Regions from separate parts of the Homo sapiens genome. Here region 1 is linked to region 2. Evidence: chromatin loops called from intact Hi-C (ENCODE). Cell type or tissue: Caco-2. All regions are shown on one strand. Each heading gives the region's core, and the rest is flanking DNA. Links, peaks and the distances in the headings are about the cores only. Region 1 has its middle 61 kb from the start of LINC02191. Region 2 has its middle 18 kb from the start of ZKSCAN2.

Region 1 (8,338 bases), core at 202-8,201, 96 kb before region 2:
GCAGGGCAGGAGAGGGCTCCCCCTGTCCCACCACCCCCCGAACAAGGAATGTCAGGCAACCATCAGGTGATGGTCAATAATAATTGGTTGCAGCCAGTGCCAGGGAAAGACAGTCTCCCTATAGCTAGAAAAAAAAACTGAAATTGGTGATCAGCAGCTTCCTGATAAGATCTCAGGAGTTGGGTGAGTGTGCTCAAGCATGCACACTAAGAGGCAAAATGGCAGAGTTTAACTAGTATATGACCTCCTAGGGACAACAGGCTGGTAAGAGAATAATGCCTCAAGTGAGCATGTGTACAACTCCAGTTAACACGCTGCACACGGTGGTCCCCTCCCAAACACTGGTAGGCCACCATGTATGCAGAGAGCCCACCATGAGGGAAGAATCACTGGAGAAGTAGCAACTCAGACAAATGCCAATGTATAAAACCCCAAGTCAAAAGTCAAAGTGCACCCTTGACTCTCTCAAGTCACCTGCTTGGCCCTCTTCCAAGTGTACTTTACCTCCTTTCATTCCTGCTCTAAAGCTTTGTAATTCATTTTCAGGCCAGGTGCGGTGGCTCACACCCGTTATCCCAACACTTTGGGAGGCCAAGGCAGGTGGATCACCTGAAGTCAGGAGTTCGAGACTAGATTGGTCAACATGGTGAAACCCAATCTCTACTAAAAATACAAAAATTATCTGGGAGTGGTGGTGGGCACTTGTAATTCCAGCTACTTGGGAGGCTGAGGCAGGAGAACTGCTTGAACCCAGGAGGTGGAGGTTGCATTGAGCCAAGATTGCACCATTGCACTCCAGCCTGGGCAATAAGAGCAAAACTTCGTCAAAAAAATAAAAAAACATAAAAAATAAAAATTGACAAATAAATTTTCACTCCTGCTCTAAAACTTGCCTCCATCTCTCCTTCTGCTTTATGCCCTTCAGTTAAATTCTTTCTTCTGAGGAGGCAAGAACTGAGGTTGCTGCCGACCCATGCAGATTGGCCACTGCTAACAACATTGGTGGCCATCAGGAGAACAGTTTCAGCCAAGCTGTAGGAGCAGAAACTGGGTCACAGGGGATTAAGATTGTGAGGACATTGTTGCTACAGTGTAGACATTTATTCAATAATTTACTAAAGGTTGGATCCAGTGGCTCATGCCTGTAATCCCAACACTTTGGAAGGTTGAGGTGGGCGGGTCACCCTGAGGTCAGGAGTTCGAGACCCGCCTGACCAACTTGGTGAAACCCCATCTCTACTATAAATACAAAAATTAGCCGGGTGTGGTGGTGTGCACCTGTAATCCCAGGTACTTGGGAGGCTGAGGCAGTAGAATCACTTGAACCCAGGAGGTGGAAGTTTCAGTGAGCCGAGATTATGCCATTGCACTCTAGTCTGGGTGACAGAGCAAGACGCTATCTCACAAAATAATAATAATAAAAATTTTAAAAATTAAAAAATAATTTACTAGAAATGAGGAAAAAACAGAAGAGAAGGTAGAAGAATGTGTCATTCTTGCCTCAGAGCATTTGCAGATGCTTCTCCTTCTACCTGGAATGTGTTCCTGTTACCGGTGGAGGGTCTTGACTATGAGTTGTCCAAGTCCTTGGCGTTTTGAACAAAATATTGAACAAAATCCTACAAAAGTAGCAGAGGAATAAAATGCAGGAAGGAAGCAGCGAAAGCAGGAATTTATTAAACTGAGAAAGCACCCCACAGGGTGGGAGTGGGCCCAAGCAAGCAGCTCAAGGGCCGGGTTACAAAGTGTTCTGGTCTTTAAGTATTCCATTGTAGTTTCTTATCAGCTACCCCTTATCTGGATGAAGGATTTGGTCTGTGGCTAATTAAAAGCTGAGGTGAATTGGTGCCCTATAGATGAAGGGATGGTCCCTGCTTGGCCCAAGGCCAATCCAAGACATTCTCCCTTTCCATCTGAGACCTGGCAGAAGGCGGAGAGCTGTAGGGAAAGTAGCCTTTGATCCTTTGTTATTCGGGGTGGGGAAATGGAGTTTCCCCTTTTGATGTAGCTTTAGGAAGTTGTTATTAATTGGCCTTTGATTTCCTGCCCCCAGACGTTGGTGTTTTCTGTTTTAGAAAGTTAGCACAAATTGGCCTTAAGTTCCCTGTCTCCAGACCCTATTCTCCTGCCTTATTCCCACCAGATCTTCACAGAGCTGACTCCTACTTATCATTCAGATCTTGATTCAACCATCATCTCCTCAGAAAGCCTCATGCTGACACCCCTGCCCTACATAAAGCATCCCTGTTCCACCCACACATTGCTCTCTACCACATGCTATTATCTTCATTGTATTTATTAGTATGTAAGTTTTTGTTTGTTGTTGTTGTGTTGTTATTTTGTTTACTTGCTTATTGTCTCTCTCACCAGAATGTGCTTCAGTACTGTTGATGAAAGAAATCAGACTCTGTAAATTAGGCACTTATTCCAAGCCTATGTGAGTGACTGTGGCCCTGAGAACAGTCTCAAGAGGTCCTGGGAAAATGTGTCCTGAGGCAAGAGAATAGGGTCTGAGACAGATCACCTGAGGTTAGGAGTTGGTGACCAGCCTGACCAACATGGTGAAACCTCGTCTCTACTAAAAATACAAAAAAAAATTAGCCAGGTGTGATGGCACATGCCTGTAATCCCAGCTACTCAGGAGGTTGAGGCAGGAGAATCACTTGAACCCAGGAGGTGAAGGTTGCAGTGAGCCAAGGTCACACCATTGCAATCCAGCCTGGGCAACAAGTGCAAAACTCCATCTCAAAAAAAAAAAAAGAAACAAAGAGAGAGAGAATAGGATCTGGAGGCAGGGAACATAAGGCAGATTCATGCTGATTTCCTAGAACTAAATCAAATGGAAACACTTCAGCTATGACAGAAAATATCTTCTTCATTTACATAGGGCGTACAATGAGTAAATGACTTTGTAACTTTACTTCATCCTCTTTATTTACAGAGGGCATACACCAAGTAACCAATAGAAACCTCTACAGGATATTTAAACCCCAGAAAATTCTGTAATGGGGCTCTTGAGACCCTATGCCTGGGCCAGCTCCTACACTGTGGAGTATACTTTCATTTTCAATAAATCTCTGCTTTTGTTTCTTCATTCTTTCCTTGCTTTGTTTGTGCATTTTGTCCAGTTCTTTGTTCAAGACACCAAGAACCTGGACACCTTCAACTGGTAAGACAAGGTGATTAAGTTACAAGTTGGTTTTATACATTTTAGGAAGACAGGAATTGTAGGCGAAATTATAAATTGATACATGGAAGGTGCACATTGGTTCAGCCTAAAGAGACAGGACATCTCAAAGCGGGGGTTTGGGAGAGCTCACAGGTCATAAGTGGATTCAAAGATTTTCTGATTGGCAATTAGTTGAAAGAGTTAAGCTTTTTCTGAAGACTTGAAGTCTGTAGAATGAAGCCTGAGTTAAGGTGGGTTGTGGAGACCAAGGTTCTTATTATGTAGATGAAGCCTCATTGGAAGCAGCCTTCAGAGAGAATAGATGGTGTTTCTTTTCAGACCTTAAAAGATGTCATACTCTTAGTTAATCTCTCCCAGATCCATGAAAGGCCTGGCTGCATTAAAGGAGATGCTCTAGAGATGCATATTTCCCCCTCAAAAGATGGCTTTGCAGGGCCATTTCAAAATATATCAAAAAATATAATTTGGGGTAAAATATTTTTATTTCCTTCAGGGCCTGCTCTCTGTCATGTGACACTATACCAGAGTCAGATTGGAATGTGGTGTCTTACTGCCACACAGAGTCTGTTTTGTCAGTCTTATGATCTCTATTTTACCGTTAATGTGGGTCAATTGTGCCTAAACTCCAAAAGGGGGAGACATCTGACCTCCCTTCGGGTCATGGCCAGGAATTCCATTTTTCAGGTTTCTCTGGAATCTCCTTGGCACAGAGAGGGTCTGTTCAGTCAGTTGGGGATGGGAGGTGGAGGAGCTTAGAATTTTTATTTTTTCTTTATTTATTTTTTAATTATTATTTTTATTTATTTATTTATTTATTTATTTTGAGACAGAGTCTCACAGTGTTGTCCGGGTTAGAGTGCAATGGCGTGGTCTCAGCTCACTGCAACATCCGCCTGCCAGGTTCAAGCGATTCTTCTGCATCAGCCTCCTGAGTAGCTGGGATTGCAGGTGTGCACCACCACGCCCGGCTAATTTTTTGTATTTTTAGTAGAGACAGGGTTTCACCATGTTGGCCAGGCTGGTCTTGAACTCCTGGCCTCAGGTGTTTCACCCTCCTTGGCCTCCCAAAGTGCTGGGATTACAGGCATGAGCCACCGTGTCCAGCCCCGGAAATGGACCAGTTCCTAAGCTGCAGGCAGTGCTGTTCTCCTTGGGATACCGTCCTCTGTTGGGACTGTAACCGCCCAAAGGGTTCACTTTGCCCGCTGCCTAGACAGATTTATCAAGACAGAGGAATTGCAACAGAGAAAGAGTAATTTACGCAGAGCCACCTGTGAGGGAGACCAGAGTTTCATTATTAATCAAATCAGTCTCCCGAAGAATTTGGGAATCAGAGTTTTTAAGGATAATTTGGTGGGCAGGGGCCAGTGAGCCAAGAGTGCTGATTGGTTGGGTGGGAGATGAAGTCACAGGGAGTCTAAGCTGTCCTCTAGTACTGAGTCAGTTCCTGGGAGGGGTCCACAAGATCAGATGAGCCAGTTTATCAATGTAGGTGGTGCCAGATGATGCATCAAGTGCAGGGCCTGCAAAAGATCTCAAGCACTGATCTTAGATTTGACAATAGTGATGCCACCCCAGGAGCAACTTGAGCAGGGTCAGAATCTTGCACCCTCCAGCTGCATGACTCCTAAACCATAATTTCTAATTTTGTGGCTAATTTGTTAGTCTGCAAAGGCAGTCCAGTCCTCAGGGAGGAAGGGGGTTTATTTTGGGAAAGGGCTGTTATCATCTTTGTTTCAAAGTTAAACTATAAACTAAATTTATCCCAAAGTTCCCAGGAATGAAGAAGGACAGCTTGGAGTTTAGAAACAAGATGGAATTGGTTAGGTCAGATCTCTTTCACTGTAATAATTTTCTCAGTTATAGTTTCACAATGGTGGTTTCAGGACTATCTAGGGGCCAAACCTGCAGATCTCCGCATCAGCTTGTAGCAGCGAAAAAGAGGCCTCGCATGACTAACTCCATTTTTCTCCTAACCTCGTACCCCCACGGTGTTATCTTTTAGGTTAACTGCTTGTGCTTATCTCTGCATGTAGGCCAAGCTAACTATGGAAGGAATTTAGTTTATAGTTTAACCTTAAAGCAAGGATGATCATAGTCCCTTCCCAAAACTAGCCCTCGAGGAGATAAGGAGGGTGCACACACAAGTATCAATGTTATACTAAAGATTTATAGGAGTTGGCCAGGCGTAGTAGCTCACGCCTGTAATCCCAGCACTTTGGGAGCCTGAGCCGGGTGGATCACCTGAGGTCAGGAGTTTGAGACCAGCCTGGCCAACATGGTGAAACCCTGTCTCTACTAAAAGTACAAAAATTAGCTGGGCATGGTGGCAGACGCCTGTAATCCCAGCTACTTGGGAGGTTGAAGCAGGAGAATCGCTTGAACCTGGGAGGCGGAGGTTGTAGTGAGCTGAGATTGTGCCACTACATTGCACTCCAGCCTGGGTGACAAGAGCAAAACTCCGTCTAAAAAAAAAAAAAAGAAAGAAAAAGACATGTTTTATAGGAGCATTGTGACCTGACCAATGCCACCCAGATACCTGTGGTCAGCAGTCATCTTTTGATCTCAACCACGCTCCTCTTTTCCCTTCCCCTCACATAAAAGGAGCCCAAAATTCATGTTAGTTTAAGATGCTTTTTTAGGACACCAGTCCAACATCTTCTCAGCTTGCTGACTCTCGGAAATAAAGCCGCCTCCCTTGCCCCAACACCTTGTCTCTCAACTGATTGCTTGTCACGCAGCAAGCAGTATGAGCTTTGGACTCAGCTACAAGCTCACCACTTCCACAGCACTCCCGCCCTGCCTTGCTATTGCTCCAAGTGCCTCAGACTCACATTAGGCTTAAGTAGCAAAGAGAGGGTTCAACTCACCCTGCCTATCTACCATCTGTGGCACCTGGGCCTCTCTATCTCTTTCACACTGACAATCAACCACTTGCTCCCTCTCCAAACGACTTCCATCATTTTAGTTAGGTTCTAGGATGCATGAGCCTCTACCTCTCTTCTGCATCATCCTCAGGATTAAATTCAGGAAGGAGTCAGTCAGCAGCCTTGATTAATTCTCCTTCTTGGCTAATCTACTCTTCATGCATAGACTAGCATGCATGCACGCACACATGCACATGCGCACGTACACACACACACACACACACACACACCAAATAAAGCGTAATATTTGCAACTTCATGTAAGCATATTTGCAGGACAAATTCTCTTGAAATGCTGAAATAATGGATGCGCATATTTTAAATTTTGATAGAAATTGCTCGAGTGCCCTCCAAAACAGTGTACCAATTTACACTGTCAATCTTAGTGCCAATTTTCCTGCAAAAACTGTATACATAGGGTATTACCAAACATTTCAATGTTTATGACAAAAAGGTATACAAAAATGATATTGTTCTTTCAATTTGCAGTACCCCAGTTATGAGGAAGATTGGATTTTTTCCCCATGCATATTGTAGCAGTTCTTAAAATAGTTAAAAAGGAGACTTGATCTAAATATCTACCATCAAAATGATTTGTTAAGTAATTTGTAGAATAGGTTACAGAAAAAATAAGTGATTAGTAAATATAAGGAAAAAATGCTCTCTGCCAACTATAATTAAAGAAACATGAATGAAAACAGCAAATATGCTACCATTATTTTCAACCTCATATAACTGACAAAGATTTAAAATTTTTAATAATTCCTGTGGTTGGCAAAGTTCCACCACTACTATTGCTAGCACTTGCTACAGAATTCAAATAAAAGTGATGACCTCTGTCATATACTTTTGCCCCAAATCATGCCTTTCCTACTTTTTAATTCCTCAAGCTATACTCAATGTACCATTAAAATCTCTTTTAATACCTATTTTCTTAACTTGATCAGAACTTGACATTCATACTCCCTTAATTCTGGATGAGAAGCTAGATAAGGTGAGAAAGAAATAAATTGGATTTCCACTTACCAATGTTTAGTGCTCCAAACATTTGACACCCAAGAGGTCTTCTAGTATCTTAATTTTGGTTTCCCCAAAAGCAGTGTCTAGGACTTGGCTACAGGGATGTTATTTGGTAAGTAATCCCCAGAAGTGTAGTAACAGGGTGGTGATTATGAGGCAGGGAAGATGTAGCAGTCACTAAAGAGTATTTTGAATAACAGATGCTAGCCAGACTGCAGAGAAAAGGGAACGCTCATACACTGTTGGTGGGAATGTAAATTAGTTCAACCACTGTAGAAACCAGTCTGGAGATTTCTCAAAGAACTAAAAATAGAATTACCACTCAACCAAGCAGTCACACTATAGGTATATACCCAAAGGAAAATAAATCATTCTACCAAAAAGATAACTGCACTTGTATGTTCATTGCAGCACTATTCACAATAGCGAGGACATGGAATCAACCTAGGTGCCTACCAACAATGGGTTGGATAAAGAAAATGTGGTACATTTACACTATGGAATACTACACAGCCATAAAAAAAGATTGAAGTCTTATTGATGCAGTATCTTTTGCTCCTTAGTTCAGCTAAAATCTGGGTTCTTGTCACACAACCAGGAAACATTAGGCACGCAGACACATTGAAAGGTGAGGAGAGTGGAAGTTATTTTTATTTTATTTTATTCATTATTATTATTTTTTTTTTTTGGAGATGGAGTTTTGCTCTTGTTGCCCAGGTTGGAGTGCAATGGCGCAATCTCGGCTCACTGCAACCTCCACTTTCCGGGCTCAAGCGATTATCCTGCTTCAGCCTCCCAAGTAGCTGGGATTACAGGTACCCACCACCATGCCCAGCTAATTTTTTTTTGTATTTTTTAGTAGAGACGAGGTTTCACCATGTTGGGCAGGCTGATCTCAAACTCCTGACCTCAGGTGATCCACCCGCCTCGGCCTCCCGAAGTGCTGGGATTATAGGTGTGAGCCACTGCACCCGGTCAAGAGTGGAATTTATTTAAAAAAATCTCCCAGTGAAAAAAAGAAGAGGTCCTGCCAACAGGCTCCCACCTCACAGATTAAATACCAGGCCACCACACACAGGAGCTGAAGAGGCCAGGCTCCTCCCTCCTGCATAAGGTGCAAATCCCCAGTGGCTCCACCCCATTCTCCCAGTGTGCAGGCCGGCCCCCAGTCCATGGTGGGCACGTCCACAGAAAGCCCTGAG
Region 2 (8,338 bases), core at 42-8,041:
CGGGGTCTGACTCTGGCCAGAGTGTTGATAATTATTAAGATTTTTCTAACCCAGCCCAACAGCCTCTGCACCATCAGAACACTCCAGCTAAGGAAACTACAGGAGATCAGGAAAGGGTTAATAGTTTTATAAAGGATGTCCCAGGAGCGTGTCCAAATTCATAGGTCCAAGCACAACAACAGGGAGTCCCCAGGGCCTGAGGATGCTGGGATTGAATTAGGCTCCTCCATCATCTAAGAGTTGTGGGATGCCATTTCTCTGCTCTAAACTCACAGGTCCTCTGGGGAGACCAGTGAGATGAAAGCAATCAATGCACAGATCTTGGGGCAGCTGATGGTCAGCCAGGTGGCTCTGCTGATCCTGGCTGGCTTGCTCTCGTGTCCAGGTGTCAGCTGGCTATCCAGGCACCTGGACTGGCCTCTGCAGGGTGGCTGGGCTGCTTCAGCTCTCCTCGTGTCTCTCATGCTCCAGCACACTAGTCTGGGCATGTTCTCATGGTGATGGCAGAGGGACAAGAGACAGCAAGCGCCAGCGCGCAAGCCTATTTCAAGCTTCTGCTTGCATCACATCTGTGAATACCATATTGGCCGAAGCAAGTCACAGGACGCAGCCTGGAGTCAAGGACAGGTCTTGATGCCCTGCCTACAGTGAGAAAGCATGGCAAGCCAAGTGAGAATTTGCAATATTTTTAAAATAATTTCACCTTTTATTTTAGTTTCAGGGGCTACATTTGCAGCCTTGTTACATGAGTACATTGCATGATGCTGAGGGTTGGGGTATGCTTGATCCCATCACCCAGGTAGTGAGCATAGTACTCAATAGCTAGTTTTTCAACCCCTCCCCTCATCTCTTCCTCCCCACTATAGTACCCCCAGTGTCTGTTGTTCTCATCTTTATGTCCATGAGTACCCAACGTTTAGCTTCCACTTATAGGTGAGAATATGTAGTCTTTGGTTTTCTATTCCTGCATTAATTCGCTTAGGATAATGGCCTCCAGCAGTATCCATGTTGCCGCAAACGAAATGATTGGGTTATTTTTTTATGGCTGTGTAGTATTCCATGGTGTATATACACCATAACTTATTTATCCAATCCACCACTGATGGGCACCTAGGTTGATTCCATGTCTTTGCTATTGTGGATAGCGCTGCAATCAACATTTCAGTCCATGTGCCTTTTTGGTAGAATGATTTATTTTCTTTTGGATACATACCCAGTAATGGATTGCTGAGTCAAATGGTAGTTCTGTTTTAAGTTCTTTGAGAAATCTCCAAGCTACTTTCTACAGTGGCTGAACTAGTTTACATTCCCAACAACAGTGTATAAGCAAGAACCTGCATTTTGAGGTCAAGCTCTACTTCTTACCAGCTACACTGATGTCTTTCAAGTTCTCTGAGCAAATAAGACACTATTTTTCATCTATCTGATTAGTGAAGTTTTGTTAAATGTAATAATACACAGTGCATAATACAGCAAAGAAACAGGCAACTGAATATGTTCTTGGTGGGATTTTATTCTATTTTTCCAAGGGCAACTGAATCATACTTATGATGGTGGGTTGCAAAAATACCCCCTAATTCTTCTCATCTTTGTATGCACTCCTGTTTGCAATGTTACTTAGCAGCTCCTACCTCCATGAATCTGGGTTAGTCATGGGCCTTGCTTAGGCCAAGGAGAGAATGGGAAATATAATGCAAACGGGGGCTTGTACATTGGAATTGCCTCCCTTGCTGTGCTTGGAAGCCTGAGGCCACCATGTGAATGAGCCCAAGCCAGCCTGCTATAGAATGAGAGGCCACGTGGAGGAAAACTGAGGTGCCTCAGCTGACCTTAGAAGCTTGAGCATGCCCAGTTAAGATCAGCTAAGCCTGGTCTAGAACAGAAAAGCCAACCACCTGAGCCCACCCCTAATTGCCAAATCCCAGAATTATGCATGAGGTAGTAAAAGATGCCAATTCATTTTATCACATTCTCATAAAGGTCAGCATCTTTCATAAGCAGAGCTGTGTTGTAGCTTCATTTGACAAATATTTATTAAGCCTATTATTACATGCTAGGATTGTCTAGGCACTGATGAAATAAAATGAAAAAAATAAAAATAAAAAAAAGTTTCTGCCCTCATGAAGCTTACATTCTAGAGGTAAGAGACAGAATGTTATTTTGTTTTTTTGAGATAGGGTCTTGCATTGTCACCCAGGCTGGAGTGCAATGGCACAATCATAGCTCACTGCAGCCCCCACCTCCCAGGCTCAGGTGATTTTCCCAGCTCAGCCTCCTGAGTAGCTGGAAGTGCAGGCCCACTCCACTGTGCCCAGCTGATTTTTTATTTGTTTGTGGTAGAGATGAGGTCTTGCTATGTTGCCCAGGCTGGTCTCCAACTCCTGTGCTCAAATAATCCTCCCACCTCCACCTCCCAAAGTGCTGGAATGACAGGCATGAGCCACCATGCCCAACCACAGAATTTTTTTTTTTTTAATTACTAAGTGTAACAGATTGAGCAAGAGTGATGAGTGCTCTGGAGAAAAAGAATAACACTATGTATAACCCTATGATCCAGGAACTTTTCAAATGAGGGTGTAGAGTGTTGAGAGGGGCTGTAATAGTAAATGAGAAGACCAGATAAAACCTCTATAAGGAGATGATCAAGTGAAGATCTGAAGCAGGTAAGGGAATGAGCCTCATTGATATCTGGGGAGGAGTCTTCCAGGGCAAGGGAACAGCGAGAACAGTTTCTGAGGATGCGCTGGGGCCAACAAGTGTATAGGATTCAAAGACAGAGAAGTAAAAGGGGGGCCTGATTGCGTAGGGTCGTGTGGTGACTCTAAGGAATCTTTTGTAAATTCTTGTGTAGATTTAATATTTTAACGACGCGTGTGGTTGATAATTTTAAAAAACATATACAGATCAAAAACAGGCTGGGCACAGTGACTCACGCCTGTGATACCAGCACTTTGGGAGGCCCAGGTGGGTGGATCACCTGAGGTCAGGAGTTCGAGACCAGCCTGGGCAACATAGTGAAACCCCGTCTCTACTAAAAGTACAAAAATTAGCCAGGCATGGTGGCGGGCATCTGTAATCCCAGCTATTCAGGAGGCTGAGGCAGTAGAATCGCCTGAACCCGGGAAGCAGAGGTTGCAGTGAGCTGAGATCGCGCCGTTGCACTCTAGCCTGGGTGTCAGAGGGAGACTCTGTCTCAAAAATATATATATACGTGTGTGTGTGTGTGTGTGTGTGTGTGTGTGTGTGTCAAAAACAAATAGCAATCCTGAGCTGCACCCGTGGATTGCAGTATTAGTGGACTCTACATGAATTTTATTATAATCCCTGGCCCCATATTCACAGAGCTTGCTGGAGACAGCAAGAGTGATGTCATTTTTGGGCACAAACTGCCCTCTGCTGTTCACTTTTGGATTAACAGCCACCATTATCACCTGAAGAAGCAAACGCTGTCCTGGTAGAAAACAGATAATCAGTTATCAGGACACCCCGTCTTCCTTGCCAATAAGTTTGACTATTTCCAGAAGCTCTTAAAAAACAATATAAGAGGAAAGGATATCTCCCAAATCTTCGTCATTCATTTCTATCCAAATATTACATTATCTCTTTCTTTTCTTTCTTCTTTCTTTTTTGTCTTGTCTTTTGCCTTGCCTTGCCCTGCCCTGCCCTGCCCTGCCCTGCCCTGCCCTGCCCTGCCCTGCCTTGCCTTACGGGTCTTGCTATCTCACTCAGGCCAGAGTGCAGTGGCGTGATCATAGCTCACTGCAGCCTCAAACTCCCAGGCTCAAGCGATCCTCCTGCTTTAACTTTCCAGGTAGCTGGGACTACAGGTGCACACCACCCTGCCTGCCTAATTTTTTGATTTTTTGTAGACAGGGTCTCACTATATTGCCCAGGCTGGTCTTGAACTCCTGGGCTCAAGGGATCCTCCCGCCTCAGCCTCCCAAAGTGCTGAGATTACAGTAATGAACCACCAGCCCAGGCCTATATTTTTTTATTTTTATTTTTTTGAGATGGAGTCTCACTCTGTCGCCCGGGCTGGAGTGCAGTGGCACAATCTCAGCTCACTGCAACCTCCACCTCACAGGTTCAAGCAATTCTCCTGCCTCAGCCTCCTGAGTAGCTGGGATTACAGGTGCCCACCACCATGACCAGCTAATTTTTTTCTATTTTTAGTAGAAACAGAGTTTCACTATGTTGGCCAGGCTGGTCTCGAACGTCTGACCTCGTGATCCACCTGCCTCAGCCTCCCAAAGTGCTGGGATTACAGGCATGAGCCACCACACCCGGCCTTATTTTTTATTTTTTTAAGATTTTTTTAAAAACAGTTTTAGGGTCATAGCAACATTGTGAGGAAGGCAGAGAGAATTCCCATTCACCCCCTTCCCTACACATGCACAGCCTCCCCCATGATCGACATCCCCCACCAGAGTGGTACAGTTGTTGCAACTGAGGCACCTACCAGTACTGATGCGTCATTATCACCAAAGTCCCTAATTTACATTAGGGTTCACACTTGACATTGCATATTCCGTGGGTCTGGACAAATGTATAATGCCATGTATCCACCATTACAGTATCACACAGAGTATTTTCACTGCCCTAAAACCCTCTGTGTTCTGCCTATTCATCCCTACCCACCCACCCCTAAACCCTGGCAATCACTAACCTTTTTGTTGTCTCCATGGTTTTGCCTGAAAATCTGAAAAGGCTGCATACTGTATGATTCCAACTATATGACCTCCTGGAAAAGGCAAAACTGTTTAAAGATCTAAAATATTCACCAACTTGTTCATGTGATGCTCTGCAAATGCCTGTGAGGTGAGCTGTGTGGGCATTGTTAGCCCTTTTTGCAGATGAGAGAACTGAGACTTTGGAAACTTGTAGAACTTGCATTTAGTCTCATTAGCCAGTGCATGGTAAAACCAGGATGACAGTCAGAACCTTCCAACTCAGCTGGGTGCGGTGGCTCACACCTGTAACCCCAACACTTTGGGAGGCCAAGGTTGGAGGATCGCTTGAGGCCAGGAGCTTGAGACCAGCCTGGGAAATATAGTGAGTCCCTCATCTCAACAACAACAAAAAAATTTAATTGGCTGGGCATGGAAGCACACAGCTGTAGTCCCAGCTACTCAAGAGGATGAGGCTGGAGGATTGCTTAACCATTGAGTCTGCAGTGAGCTATGATTGCATCACTGTATTCTGGCCTGGGCGATAGAGCAAGACCCTACCTCTTAAAAAAATAAAATATGGCCGGAAATGATGGCTCATGCCTGTAATCCCAATACATTTGGAGGCCAAGGCAGGTGGATACTAAAAATACAAAAATTAGCCAGGCATGGTGGCAGACACCTGTAGTCCCAGCTACTCAGGAGGCTGAGGCAGGAGAATGGCTTGAATCCGGAAGGCGGAAGTTGCAGTGAGCCAAGATCACACCACTGCACTCCCGCCTGGACAACAGAGTGAGACTCCATCTAAAAAATAAATAAATAAATAAGAACCTTCCAACCCACTTTGGTACAACTGAAGTGCAAAGAGTGTAGACGACTTGCTCAACATCACACAAATTTTAAGCAACAAATCCAAGATAACAAGCCATGAGTTTTCATCACTTTAACCACAGACATGTCCAAGGAAAAGCCCAGATAAAGACCCAGGGAGGAGACGGCCATCTACAAGTCAAGGAGACCTCAGAATCAGCCCTGCCAATACCTCGATCTCAGGCTTCTAGCCTCCCGAATTGTGAAAAAATACATTTATATTGTTTAAGCCACCCAGTTTGTAGGACTTTGTTATAGCAAATTACTACAAAGGGTCTCCTCTTCTTGATAATGATATGATCATTATGATATTAGAAAAGTCATACAAATGAAGTGAACAGAGCAAACAGTAATTACAGTCAGAACAGCATATGCGCCAACCAGTTCTACCTCGGCGGAAGTTCTGGGAGGTTGTTCTGGAGGCTTTTGAACAGTGGACTGAGTTTAAGAGTGAGTGATGGGCTTAGGGTGTAAATTCAAGGGATTGGGCTGCAGCTGGGAGCTCGGGACATTCTTGGCTACTGCAGCCCTACTTTGCCTTTCACTGGCATGGTCATAACTTAGGTAGAAAATGTTGATTATTTAATCGTGTTGCCTTGCTTTTTGACCTGATAACCATTGATCAGTGGAAAGAAACACCTGCACAAGTCAAAGCAGGGCTCATTCCTCTGACGGCTTTTTGAATTGGCTTAGCAGCACTCAGCTCACTGCCTTCTTTGCTTTCTTTATCCCTTGCTGTTACTGAGAAAGATTTGGCCTGATTAGAGAAATTAGGATATACAGAAGGAGTCAACAAACTGCATCAATAATCTCCAATTAAAAGACAAGGACTCAACGTAAGGATAGACAAACCGATCAATGGAACAGAATAGAATACAGGAATAGACCCATACATATTGAATCCACTTATTTTTCACAAAGGTACCAGGTCAATGCAATGGAGAAAGAGAATTTTTTAACAAAATGATGCTGGAACCATTCGATATCCATATAGAAAAAATATAAAAGAATTTTCACCTCTACTTCATATAAAAAAATGAATTAGGGCACATGTTCTCAGGGTTTCCTGAGGGCTGTGTCATGGGCAAAAAATTTTTTCCAATAAAAAAATTTAAAGGCCGGGCACGGTGGCTCACACCTGTAATCCCAACACTTTGGGAAGCTGAGGCAGGTGGATCACCTGAGGTCAGGAGTTGGAGACTAGCCTGGCCAACATGGTGAAACCCCGTCTCTACTAAAAATACAAAAATTAGTCGGGCGTGTTGGCAGGTGCCTGTAATCCCAGCTACTCAGGAGGCTGAGGCAGAAGAATCACTTGAACCCAGGAGGTGGAGGTTGTAGTGAGCCGAGATCGTGCCACTGCACTCCAGTCTGGGCGACAGAGCGAGACTCCATCTCAAAAGAAAAAAGTAATGAATATTAATTATTAATGGAACTAACATTTACAGGGTTAGGTCCCACATTGTGATAAAAAGCCTCATGTACATTGTGTTATGTAATCCTGGGAGATGGGTGTTTGTACTGATTACATGGGAACATGAAGCTTAGTAAATTTAAGTTAGTGGCTCTCAATGGCATGCTAATATCATCTTGGGAGATTTTATTTTTTTAAAAATTCTGATGATTGGGCTTCATCCCAAGTCTACTGGATTAGAATCTCTGTGGATGGTGTCCAAGCATCTGTATTTTGTAAGTGCTCTCAGAGGTGACACTGATGTGCAACCAGGGCTGAGAACCAATGTGAATGTTAGAGAGACTGGAATTCAGGGCTTTACTGCCACTTCATTTACAGAAGACGATATAGATATAGATGTTGATAGTGATATCAATATATGTAGACATAAGTACAGATATACATATACCTAGTGTATTAGTCCATTTCACACTGCTATAAGGAACTAACTGAGACTACATCATTTATAAAGAAAAGAGGTTTAACTGATTCATGGTTCCACATGGCTGGAGAAGCCTCAGGAAACTTACAATAATGGTGGAAGGAGAAGGGGAAGCAAGGCACATCATACGTGGTGGCAGGAGAGAGAGAGAGCTAGGAGGGAAGTGCCACACTTTTTCTTTTTCTTTTTTTTTTTTTTTGAGACAGGGTCTTGCTGTGTCACCCAGGTTGGCATGCAGTGGTGTGATCTTGGCTCACTGTAATCTCCGCCTCCCAGGTTCAAGTGATTCTTGTGCCTCAGCCTCCCAAGTAGCTGGGATTATAGGTGTGCACCACCACACCCAATTAATTTTTGTATTTTTAGTAGACACAGGGTTTTGCCATGTTGGCCAGGCTGGACTCGAACTCCTGATCTCAAGTGATCTGCCTGCCTCAGCCTCGCAAAGTGCTGGGATTACAAGCATGAGCCACCGAACCCGGCCTACACTTTTAAACCATCAGATCTCATGAGAACTCACTCACTATCACAAGAACAGCTTTGGGGCTGGGCGTGGTGGCTCACACCTGTAATCCCATCACTTTGGGAGGCTAAGGCAGGTGGATCACCTAAGGTCAGGCGTTCGAGACCAGCCTGGCCAACATGGTGAAACCCCGTCTCTACTAAAAATACAAAAAAAATTAGGCAGGTGTGGTCGTGGACACCTGTAATCCCAGCTACTTGGGAGGCTGAGGCAGAATAATTGCTTGAACCCAGGAGGTGGAGGTTGCAATGAGCTGAGCTCGTGCCACTGCACTCCAGCCTGGGCAACAAGAGTAAAACTGTCTCAAAAAACAAAAACAGCTTTGGGAAAACTGCCCCCACGATCCAATTACCTCCCAAGTCCCTCCCTCAACATGTGGGGATTGC

The links. Peaks named below come from ENCODE experiments on the same cell type or tissue, not always from the same donor. Only the 100,000 strongest peaks of a DNase experiment are listed, where the experiment ranks them.
Region 1: a loop joins it to region 2, with 2.7 times the contacts of the local background. A loop is called at or near these places in 2 of 110 quality-filtered maps.

Annotation. Positions count from the first base shown.
Region 1 is chr16:25,368,346-25,376,683 of GRCh38, reverse strand. No RefSeq gene overlaps it. Among named protein-coding and RNA genes, the nearest start is that of LINC02191, 61 kb to the left of the region's middle. In Caco-2, for the core only: no CTCF peak of the experiment used is centred there; a DNase peak (open chromatin) is centred at 5,183.
Region 2 is chr16:25,271,877-25,280,214 of GRCh38, reverse strand. No RefSeq gene overlaps it. Among named protein-coding and RNA genes, the nearest start is that of ZKSCAN2, 18 kb to the right of the region's middle. In Caco-2, for the core only: a CTCF peak has its summit at 3,387 (motif pointing left); a DNase peak (open chromatin) is centred at 3,374.